Regions from separate parts of the Homo sapiens genome. Here region 1 is linked to region 2. Evidence: chromatin loops called from intact Hi-C (ENCODE). Cell type or tissue: psoas muscle. All regions are shown on one strand. Links, peaks and the distances in the headings refer to the core of each region. The heading gives the core; the rest is flanking DNA.

The links. A loop is a pair of places that touch in the nucleus more often than their neighbours do. Peaks named below come from ENCODE experiments on the same cell type or tissue, not always from the same donor. Only the 100,000 strongest peaks of a DNase experiment are listed, where the experiment ranks them.
Region 1: a loop joins it to region 2, with 1.8 times the contacts of the local background. A loop is called at or near these places in 4 of 110 quality-filtered maps.

The regions. Positions count from the first base shown.
Region 1 is chr17:19,942,887-19,948,273 of GRCh38, reverse strand. It overlaps AKAP10 (A-kinase anchoring protein 10), which reads left to right. Exons shown (of 15, transcript NM_007202.4): 5 at 769-867. Among named protein-coding and RNA genes, the nearest start is that of AKAP10, 32 kb to the left of the region's middle. In psoas muscle, for the core only: no CTCF peak of the experiment used is centred there; no DNase peak of the experiment used is centred there.
Region 2 is chr17:19,874,267-19,879,653 of GRCh38, reverse strand. No RefSeq gene overlaps it. Among named protein-coding and RNA genes, the nearest start is that of ULK2, 9.0 kb to the right of the region's middle. In psoas muscle, for the core only: no CTCF peak of the experiment used is centred there; a DNase peak (open chromatin) is centred at 2,893.

The sequences.
Region 1 (5,387 bases), core at 247-5,246, 68 kb before region 2:
GAGTACGGAGGTACTGCAAGTTCTGATTACTTTTCTCAGTCCACCTGCTTCCAAGTCCTTGGATGCATTTGTCCATTGTTTTGAGTTGCATTCCATGGGAGAGACAGAAGAGTGTGCTTATTTCATCTTGACATACTTATTAGGATTTCATATCAAATCAACGGATGATATTCTCTATATTAATTTGCTGTTTTCCCTTTAGCAAGCACATTAGGAAAATAACACTTTAACACCCGCCTTTGGTGGTTTCTGTCATAATTATTAATACTTGACTTTTTTTTTTTTTTTGAGACGGAGTCTCACTCTGTCCTTTGAGGCATTGTCCCCATAAACTTTTGGTAAAGCATCAATAATTTTATCTTTCATCCACACAAGCTTCACCATAAATTTGATGTTTATTCTTCCATTTTAGCAGAATTCATGTTGCTCCAATAGGGGCTGTCTTCAAACTGATGTTTTCTCCTTCTTAGTGCCTCAGAGTAGATCCTGTTCAGATACGTTATAACAGGTTAATATGAGTTTATTTTGGTGTAAAAGTACTTTGAAATTCATGCATAGTTTTTTCATCATATGCATTTTCCATAGCTTTGAACACCCCCATGTAACTCTCCTCTTCCACAAACCAAACAATGAAAAAGCACCTTTGTGATGGAAGTTTATTTTGCAATAGGAACTCACAGTGATCTAAGCCCTGCTATTCATGAATATAATTCATTACTGGAGTCCAAGTTGCTTTTTGGTTTTTGAAGTTCTCTTCTTCCCTTGCAGGTATAGAACAAGATGCAGTGAATACTTTTACCAAATATATATCTCCAGATGCTGCTAAACCAATACCAATTACAGAAGCAATGAGAAATGACATCATAGGTAAGCAGTGCTTGAAACTATGGCAAAAAAAAAATGACAAAAAATGCACAGAACTGACAATTTTCGTTATTGACTAAGATAATTTTTTCTTAACATGGAATTTAGCAGTTCCCTTCCTAATTTGTTTTCTGAGTATTTTTTATATCGGATTATAGCTCACTTTAAAAGTTTCTCGGCTGCATTCGGTGCGAGGGTCTTTGCCTGGGCCAGATGGGCTGCAGTGTAGCGGGTGCTCAGGCCTGCCCGCTGCTGAGCAGCCGGGCCGGCGGGCGGCTACGCTAACCGGCACAGACCACCGGATGGACTGGCCGGCAGCCCCGCACCAGTGCACGAAGTGGGCGGGACAGAAACTTCTGGGGTTGGAAGTCCAGTGAGGCTAAAAGCCGGTACCAAAGTCTCTAGGCATCAGGGCTGCAGCCCAAGAGTCTCACGACCAGTGGGCAACTGGATGGCCAGACAGGTGTCTCAGTGGTGGCCTCTCCGTCTCAGGGCTTCATCCCACTTCTCAGTGGGCCTGACGTCCCTGGGCACCCTGGATGTCTACCTGCATTAGCCAGAGCCATCACATGGCCTGTGACTTGCCTTTTTTTGCCAGTTGATTGTGCCACACACAGTGTCATTTCTGTGTCATTTGGCACAGCTGGAGGTGCAAGGAGGAGGGCAGCCTCATGTCCAGTCCCAGTTTCACGTAACTTTATTCTTCTGAATAAAGACAATTTGCTAACCTTAAAAAAAAAAAAAAAAAAAAAGTTTTTCTTATATGTTGGACCCAAATTCTTAGGCTTTAACCTGAATAACAATGACAGCAAGATCAATAAATAGTACACATTTATTAAACACTCACTGTGTCCCAGACAATATTCCAAGCACTTTTTATGGATAGACTCATTTTAACTTCTAAAGAACTTTGTGGGATAAATACAGTTATTTTATAGATGAAGAAACTGAAGCACAGAGAAGTTAAGTGCTTTGTCCAGGGTAACAGCTCAGATATGGCAGAGTCAGGATTTGAAACTAGACCCTCACATACCTTAACTGCTGTGCTGTGGCAGTGTTTTTCATACTGTAGGTTGGGACCAGCCTTCTCTTATGCCCTCACCCCCTGCCAAAAAAAAAAAAAAAAAAAAAAAATATATATATATATATATATATATATATATATATATATAATATATATATATATAAAATATATATATATATAAAATATATGTATTAGTATATATGCATATATAGTATATATTATATATTAGTATATATACTAATATATAATATACATATTAGTGTGTGTATATATATATATACTAGAATAAAAAAATCAAAGTATCTCAGAGTAGTAAGGACAAACATTTCAGAAAAATGTTTTCATTATATATACATGTATGTATGTGTATGCTGATTCAACAAATATATTTCTTATAGGTTATAGCAAAATAGTTTGAAAGCTTTTACTGTGTTTTATCAGGAAGACCTTAGGTGAACGTATATTCACAGATAAAAGAGGTTATTTATTCATTCAATAAATATTACATTCTCATAAGTCCTAATATTATGTATTTTTATTCTTCAAAAAAGTTAGTATTTGTGATTTATGAAATAAGACATGTTCTTGCACTTTTAGCAGATCTGTCCCGATGTTGGGCTTCTTTAATCCTTAGTGTGGGTGCTTTGCACTCACTCACTGCTGGGGACAGCAAGACCCCTGTTAGTCTCAGCTGTGTTTCTTAAATTGGCCCACTGTACCTTCCAGTTAGCTATTCTGGGGTCCATGTCATGTTGGCTCCATTTTCCTTTTCTTTCTCCCACACAGATACCTATAACGGCTATAACATAGGCCTGGTGGCTGTTGGTGGCTTATCCCTATCTGCTTGTATTTAAGGGGTACTGTTTCACTGAGTTTTGCTGACAGATGTTGTCATGAGATTTGAGGTTTTCTGTGTTGTTGCTCTATTTTTATGTGGGAATTTGCTACTATCATCATCCCTAGACCAGCTTTTCCTAGTAATACAACAGGGATGTTCTGACTGATTAGAGTTTGCCTGTTTGAAGAATTGGTTGGCTAGTGATTTTTTTTTGAGGGGAGTCTGTACCAGTTAATAGCCTGACTGGCGTGTGGATAAAAAGGAAGCAGTTTCAAGTCAAATAAAACACTTAAAATGAAACCACACTGCAACTCTCTTTCTTTTACTTAAGCTTAATCAAATTAATGATGATGTAATCCCATGAAGGAAAAGTCTTCTGAAGGATCAAGTTGATAACATTTTGTGATCAAAGAATTTGAGAAAACCTCTATCCCAGTGTCTATCATTATATATTTTAGGATGTTAATTACCTGTGTGGCTTTAGGCAAGTCATTTTTCCTCCTTGAGCCCCATTCTTAATCCTGTCCAAATTATTTGTCTCCTCTTGCAGTTGGACTATTTTAATATAGCTGTCCTTCAAGTGAGTTTTGTTCAAAGGAGCCTTCACTTTAGCTCTTACTGTGTACCCACTTTGCATAGTCTTGTTTTAAATGTAATCCTTGGATTTTTGGTGTTGCTAACTAATTACTGTTTTTATGTGAGGATTTAGAGTGATCCAGAATCTATACTTGCACTACCTCCTTCATCTTCCACAAATGTTTGAAGTGGTAGAATTTTTAAAAACTTTGAAGGTACAGCTGACAGAATTTGCTGATGGTTTGGAAGTGAGTGGTATGAGAGGGAAAAAAAGGAATAAAGCATGACTGCATTTTTTGTTTGTTTGTTTGTTTGTTTTTGAGACGGAGTCTCACTCTCGCCAGGCTGGAGTGCAGTGGCGTGATCTTGGCTCACGGCAACCTCCGCCTCCTGGGTTCAAGCGATTCCCCTGCCTCAGCCTCCCAAGTAGCTGGGACTACAGGCGCTCGCCACCACGCCTGGCTAATTTTTTTTTTTGTATTTTAGTAGAAACGGGGTTTCACCGTGTTGGCCAGGATGGTCTCCATCTCCTGACCTCATGATCTACTCACCTTGGCCTCCCAAAGTGCTGAGGTTACAGGCATATATATAAGCATATAAAGTGTGTTATAGCATACAAACAGGTATATATATAAACATGCAGTCCACACAGCTGATAGGAATGAGGCAGTAGTGAAGGAGAAGTTGATGTAGGAGAGGGGACAGTTGTTACAGGAAAGAAGTCTGGAGGCAGAAGGGATGAATTCCAGTGCTCACATAGAAGATTGCTTAGATGGGAGCAAGGACAATTTATCTAGAGTCACAGGAAAGAATGCAGTACACGGGTAGAGATGCAGGTGAGTTGAAAGATGTGAGAGATGATGGAAATAATTTTCTGATTGCTTCTATATTCTCAAGGAAGCAGGAAGCAAAGTCCTCAGCAAAGAGAATAGAAGAGGTGTTAAATATTTGAGAAAGGAGATGTACTGTAGAAAAAAAAAAAACTCAGTTTCTCCTTCTGAACTCTCACAAAACAGAACCCTTCCATGACTCTAGTTGTGTGGGGTTTTTTCCCTGTCAGCTACCAATTCTGCAGATGATTGTTCAGTGAACACCAACTGGGTGTCCTCTAAGTCAGTTCAGTTCTCACACTGTTTACCTGGAGATAGCATCAGATCCCACAGATTGAGGACTCTGTCCCACAAGACTGCCTCCACTTCAGATGCCAGTCTCAAGTACAAGTTGTGGCCTGTGCTTCTGACTGACCTTCTATAAATTGGAGTTCCCACAGTCCCCTCCTTGGGTTCAATAAATTTGCTAGAGCAGCTCTCAGAACTCAGGGAAATGCTTTACATATATTTACCCATTTATTATAAAGGATATTACAAAGGATACAGATTGAACAGGCAGATGGAAGAGATGCATGGGCAAGGTATGGGAGAGGGGCACAGAGCTTCCATGCACTCTCCAGGTCATGCCACCCTCCAAGAACCTCTACAGATTTAGCTATTCAGAAGCCCCCCTCCCCATTCTGTCCTTTTGGGTTTTTTGTGGAGACTTCATTATATAGGCATGATTGATCATTGGCTATTGGTGATCAGCTCAACCTTCAGCCCCCTCATCCCGGGAGGTTGGTGGGTAGGGCTGAAAGTCCCAAACGTGTAATTCTGCCTTGGTCTTTCTGGTGATTAGCCCTCATCCTAAAGCTCTTTAGAGGCCACAGCCACAAGTCATCTCATTAGCCTTCAAAAGAATCCAGAGATTCCATGAATTTTAGGCGCTGTATGCTAAGAAACTGGCTAAAGGCCAGTTGCAATGTCTCAGGCCTGTAATCCCAGCACTTTGGGAGGCTGAGGCAGGAGGATCGTTTCAGGCCATGAGATCAAAACCAGCCTGGTCAACATAGTGAGACCCCCTTACAAAAAATTTAAAAATTGGCCAGGCGTAATAGCTCTTGTCTGTAGTCTCAGCTACTCAGAAGGCTGAGGATCACTGAGCCCTGGAGTTGAAGGCAGCAGTGAGCCATGATCGTGCCACTGACTCCGGCTTGGGTGACAAAGTGAGACCTTGTCTCAGAAGAAAAAGGAAAAAAAAAAAACTGGGCAA
Region 2 (5,387 bases), core at 105-5,104:
TCAGAAAGGGGCTGAGAGCCCTGGAAGAATGAAAAGGCAGAGTCAAGGAGACAATATGGGGAGAGAGAGTATTGCCTTGCCAAGGGTGATGCCTTCAACGGCATTGCCCGAGGTCAGCAGACACCCTGGGCTCAGATTCCAGCTTACTCAGTACCCCTGAATCTATGGCTTCCCAGGTGGCTTTGCAGAGCTGAGGGTATGTGAGGAGCTACTTACTGTTACCAGCATTTTAGCCCACCAGACAGTTCATCTATTCATTCATTCAACAAGTATTTAGGAGTGAACAAAATTGACAAAGTAGCCAGGTGCAGTGGCTTGAGCCTGTAATCCTGGCACCCTTTGGGAGGAGAAGGCAGTAGGATCACTTGAGTTCAGAGCCTGGGCAACAGAGTGAGACCCTCTCTCTGAAATACATATACATATATATAATATATGTATTTTATATTCATATTTACAATTTTAATATATATATTAAAATAATAATAGAAATAACTGACAAAACCCCTGTTCTCAAGAAATGTATTCTCTAGTGGAGGAAGCTGACCATCAAACAAACAAACTAGGTAGGATGTTAGCTGGTGATGGGTACGAAGGAGAAAATGAAACCTGGAAAGGGAGATAGGAATTGTAGAGGGAGGAATACAACTTGACAAAAGGAGGCCAGGGATAGCCTCACTGAGCAGGTGACATCTCAGTAAAGACCTGAAGGAAGTGAGGGCGTGATCCTTGCAGATAGAGTGAGAGCATTCCCAGAGGAAGAAACAGCATGTTTAGGAGCCCTGAAGCAGGAGGCCAGGCAAACTGGGGGAAGGTGACATGAGATGTGGACACATGGGAAACAGGCCAGATGGTGAAGGGTCTTGCAGGTTATTGTTAAGGACTTTCCTTTGATTGGATGAGAGGACTTTGTAGGGTTTTTAACAAAGAACAACATAATCTGGGTTACTCTTTTCCTTTTAAAGACTTTATTTTTATCTTTTTAGTTACTTTTATTTCGATTTGTACAAATGTATTGGGTACACGTGCAATTTTGTTGCATGCATAGATTCCCCAGTGGTCAAGTCAGGGCTTTTAGTGCACCCATCAGGTACATTGCACCCTTTAACTAATTTCTTATCATCCACCCCTCCCCCTCGCAGCTCCTCACCCTTCTGAGTCTCCATTGTCTAGCATTCTACTCTACGTCCATGTGCACACATTTCTTAGTACCCACTTATGAGTGAGAACATGCAGTATTTTATTTTCTGTACCTGTCTTGTTTCACTTAAGATAATGACTGACCTCCATTTCTACCCATGATGCTGCCAAAAACATAATTTCATTTTTTTTTTTTTGAGACGGAGTCTCCCTCTGTCACCCAAGCTGGAGTGCAGTGGCTCGATCTTTGCTCACGGCAACCTCTGCCTCCTGGGTTCAAGTGATTCTCCTGCCTCAGTCTCCTGAGTAGCTGGGATTACAGGCATGCACCACCATGCCTGGTGAATTGTTCTTGTATTTTTAGTAAAGATGAGGTTTCACCATGTTGGTCAGGCTGGTCTCGAACTCCTGACCTCATGATCCGCCCTCCTCAGCCTCCCAAAGTGTTGGGATTACAGGCGTGAGCCACCGCACCCGGCCAATAATTTCATTCTTCTAATGGCTGAATGATATTCCATTGTGTATATGCACCACACTTTCTTTATTCATTCACCTGTTGATGGACACTTAGGTTGATTTTGTATCTTTGCTATTGTGAATAATGCTGCGATAAACATACAAGTGCAAGTATCCCTTTGATACACTAATTTCTTTTCGTTTGGGTAGATACCCATAGAGGGACTGCTGGATTGAATGACATTATGGTTCTATTTTCAGTTTGTGAGAGATCTTCACATCGTTTTCCACAGAGGCTGTACTAATTTACATTCCTACCAACGGCATATAAGAGTTCCCTTCTCTCTGCAGCCTCACCAACATCTGTTATTTTTTGTCCGTTTAATAATAGCCATTCTGACTGGTGTGAGATGATATCTCATTGTGGTTTTAATGTGCATTTTGCTGATAATTAGTGGTGCTGAGCATTTTTTAGGACTTTACTTTTTAAAGCAGTTTTAGGTTCACAGCAAAATTGAGCAGAAAGTACAGCAAGTTCCCACACACTCCCTGCCCCCACTGCATGCACAGTCTTCCCCACTGTCAACATCCCCCATCAGAGTGCTGCATTGGTCACAATCCATCAGGCTACACTGGCACACTCTAATCACCTGAAGTCCACCGTTTACAGGAGGGTTTTTACATTAGTGTTTTCTCTTGGTGATAGACGTACTATGGGTTTGGACAGATGTCAAAGTTGGGAGAAGTTCACCTTTAATCAGAAATGAATGTTGGATTTTGTCAAATGCTTTTTCTGGTTTAGTTTTTAACAGCTGAAACTTTCCCTCACAAATCAATACATTCGGCTTCTGGGATATATGTCACAGCCTCTAGGATTGTGATTCATGTGAACTCCTCTTGAGAGAGACTCTCACCCTGATCTCTGGGTGCTCATGAAATCAGGTTCATGGACCTGCCAGGCCAAGTTCTGCATCCCAACTGAGGTGGTTTCTCTAGAGCAGGCAACCCGTTGTGAAGCCTTAGGGAGGACATGGGCTGCAGCTTCTCAGGGTGACCCCCTCGCTATCAAGGCACAGCGCTGTGGGCTGTGGGTTCTACTGGTCTCAGGGTTCTACTGATGTCTCTGCTATGTCTGCACTGAGATCACACACACAGTTTTAGTTCTTGTTGCTGGTGGGTTTTGCTTCTTCCTTCCTTTGAAGAAGGCTGGCAGCCTCCAAGAGCTTCGTCCCTGAGAGGCGTGGCATGTGGGCATGTGTGTGCCGTGTGGTTGACCTCGGGCAAGATCCCTACCACATCCCCGAGAGGCAGAGGAGATGGCTTCGGGCCCCCTGCGCAGGGCAGGGCGTTCACTTCCTCTTGAGTTGGGGGAAGATATCAGCTCAGCAATTCTCACCACGGTAGGGAGAAAAAGGGAAATATTAGTTTCCCAGTGTTAGCAATTACACAACAGCCAGAAATCAGTCCTCCTGATTATAGACTCCTCCAAGGAGGAACTGAGGGCTGCAGGGGCTGCACGGAAAGAATAGCCTTGGGAGTAATATCAAGAGATAGGTCTGTCTTTGTAATAAATCAGAAAAATCAATGCTTTATTTTTATCTATTTATTTATTTTTGAGACAGAGTTTCCCTTTTGTTGCCCAGACTGGAGTGCAATGGCACGGTCTCGGCTCCTGCAACCTCTGCCTCCCGGGTTCAACCGATTCTCCTGCCTCAGTCTCCTAAGTAGCTGGGATTACAGGCGCGTGCCACCACGCCCAGGTAATTTTGGTATTTTTAGTAGAGACGGGGTTTCACCATGTTGGCCAGGCTGATCTTGAACTCCTGACCTCAGGTGATGCATCCGCCTTGGCCTCCCAAAGTGCTGGGATTACAGGAGTGAGCCACTGCCGCCGGCCACCAACTCTTTACTCTCATCTTCATAATACATCATCAGGACCTCCTGACTGTCCCACCAATGTTTCACAAGTCAGTGAACTTGTCTCTATCTCTGTCTGCCACCAGCAGTCACTAAACATCATCATCTCCATTTCTACAGATGGCACAGAGGCCCAGAGAGGTGAAGGAAAGCCTAAGGTCCTACAGCCAGGATGTGGCACAATTTGGAACTGAACCTACTTTACTGCAAACAGCACAGTGTAGATGAAGCCTGGCCTCTTACGGCACTAGCTTGAGCTTGGACTAGTGGAGCAGTTCTCAAACCTTTCATCTCAGAAACCCTTCACACCCTGAAAATGTTTTGAGAATCCCAAAGAGCTTTGGTTTATGTAGGCTAGACCTATTGACATATGCATAATGTATCAGAAATTAAAAACAGAAATTGGCCAGGTGTGGTGGCTCACACCTGTAAGCTCAGCAATTTGAGGCAGGAGTATCCCTTGAGCCCAGAAGTTTGAGACCAGCCTGGGCAACAAGTGAGACCCCATCTCTAAAAAAATTTTTTAAAGTAGCCCAGCACAGCGGCTCATGTCTGTGCTTCCAGCTACCCAAGGTGGGAGGATTGCTTGAGCTCAGGAGGTCAAGACTGCAGTGAGCTGTGATTGTACCACTCACTGCCCTCCGGCCTGGGTAACAGAGTGATAACCTGATTTAAAAAAAAGAGAGAGAAATTTTTGGCCGGGCACAGTGCCTCATGCCTGTAATCCCAGTACTGTGGGAGGCCAAGGTGGGTGGATCACCTGAGGTCAGAAGTTTGAGACCAGCCTGGCCAACATGGCGAAACTGCCGTCTCTACTAGAAAGACAAAAAAAAAATCAGCTGGGCCTGGTGGCCCTCTGTCTCCTGGGTTCAAACGATTCTCATGCCTCAGCCTCCTGGAAAAAAAAAAGAGAGAAAAAATTGAATTTTCTATTATAAATCATTTATTAAAACCAGACCCTTAAAAAGTTTCATTTATTTATTATTTAGCCACTCCCATGTTACAGTTTTTATGTTTTTATTAAACTTTCTAAATCAGGATGGATTCCTTTTTTTTTTTTGAGACTGAGTCTTGCTCTTTCTCCCAGGCTGAAGTGCAGTGGGGTGATTTCGGCTGACTGTAACCTCCGCCTACCGGGTTCAAGTGATTCTCCCACCTCAGCCTCCCAAGTAGATGGGATTACAGGCATTCGCTACCACACCCAGCTAATTTTTGTATTTTTAGTAGAGATAGGGCTTCACTATGTTGGTCAGGCTGGTCTTGAACTCCTGGTCTCAGGTGATCCACCCACCTCAGCCTCCCAAGTGCTGTGATTACACGCCGGGCCGAGTCACAGGAAAAAAAAAATTTAATAGATGCTTTCAGATATTTTTTCTGCCAGTTCCACATAATTCACAGGACACACTAAATAATCTTTAAAGTCTTAAAATTTGCATTTAAGTACATTATTAAAATATTTTAATATGAAATAATAGATGTGGCATTGATAATGGTAGAAAATTACGGCTTGACTTCCAAGTGTTCCCGAAAGTTGTTGCAGTAGCCTTGGGGACATGCTGCCCAGACCTTCCCTGGAGGACGAACATGCTGCGAGGCTGTGGTAGCACAGTAAACGTCCAGCAGTCAACTCCTCCTGGCCTCAGCAGCAGAGCAGCCTCACCGCCCTGTCAGGGGCCTGGGTGGCCCCACCAGGTTGCTGAGTGAGGCGTGACATTTTGGCTCAATGCGGGACAACTCTGATGTTCTGCTCCAGAGCTTTCTGCTGAGGAGGTTAGGCATGGTCGAGCCTGCATCACAGTTCTTCCTCTTCTGTCCCGTTCTGCTTCCAGCCCCCATTTTTCTCCCCCTGGTGTTAATCCCTAATAATCATCTGTACC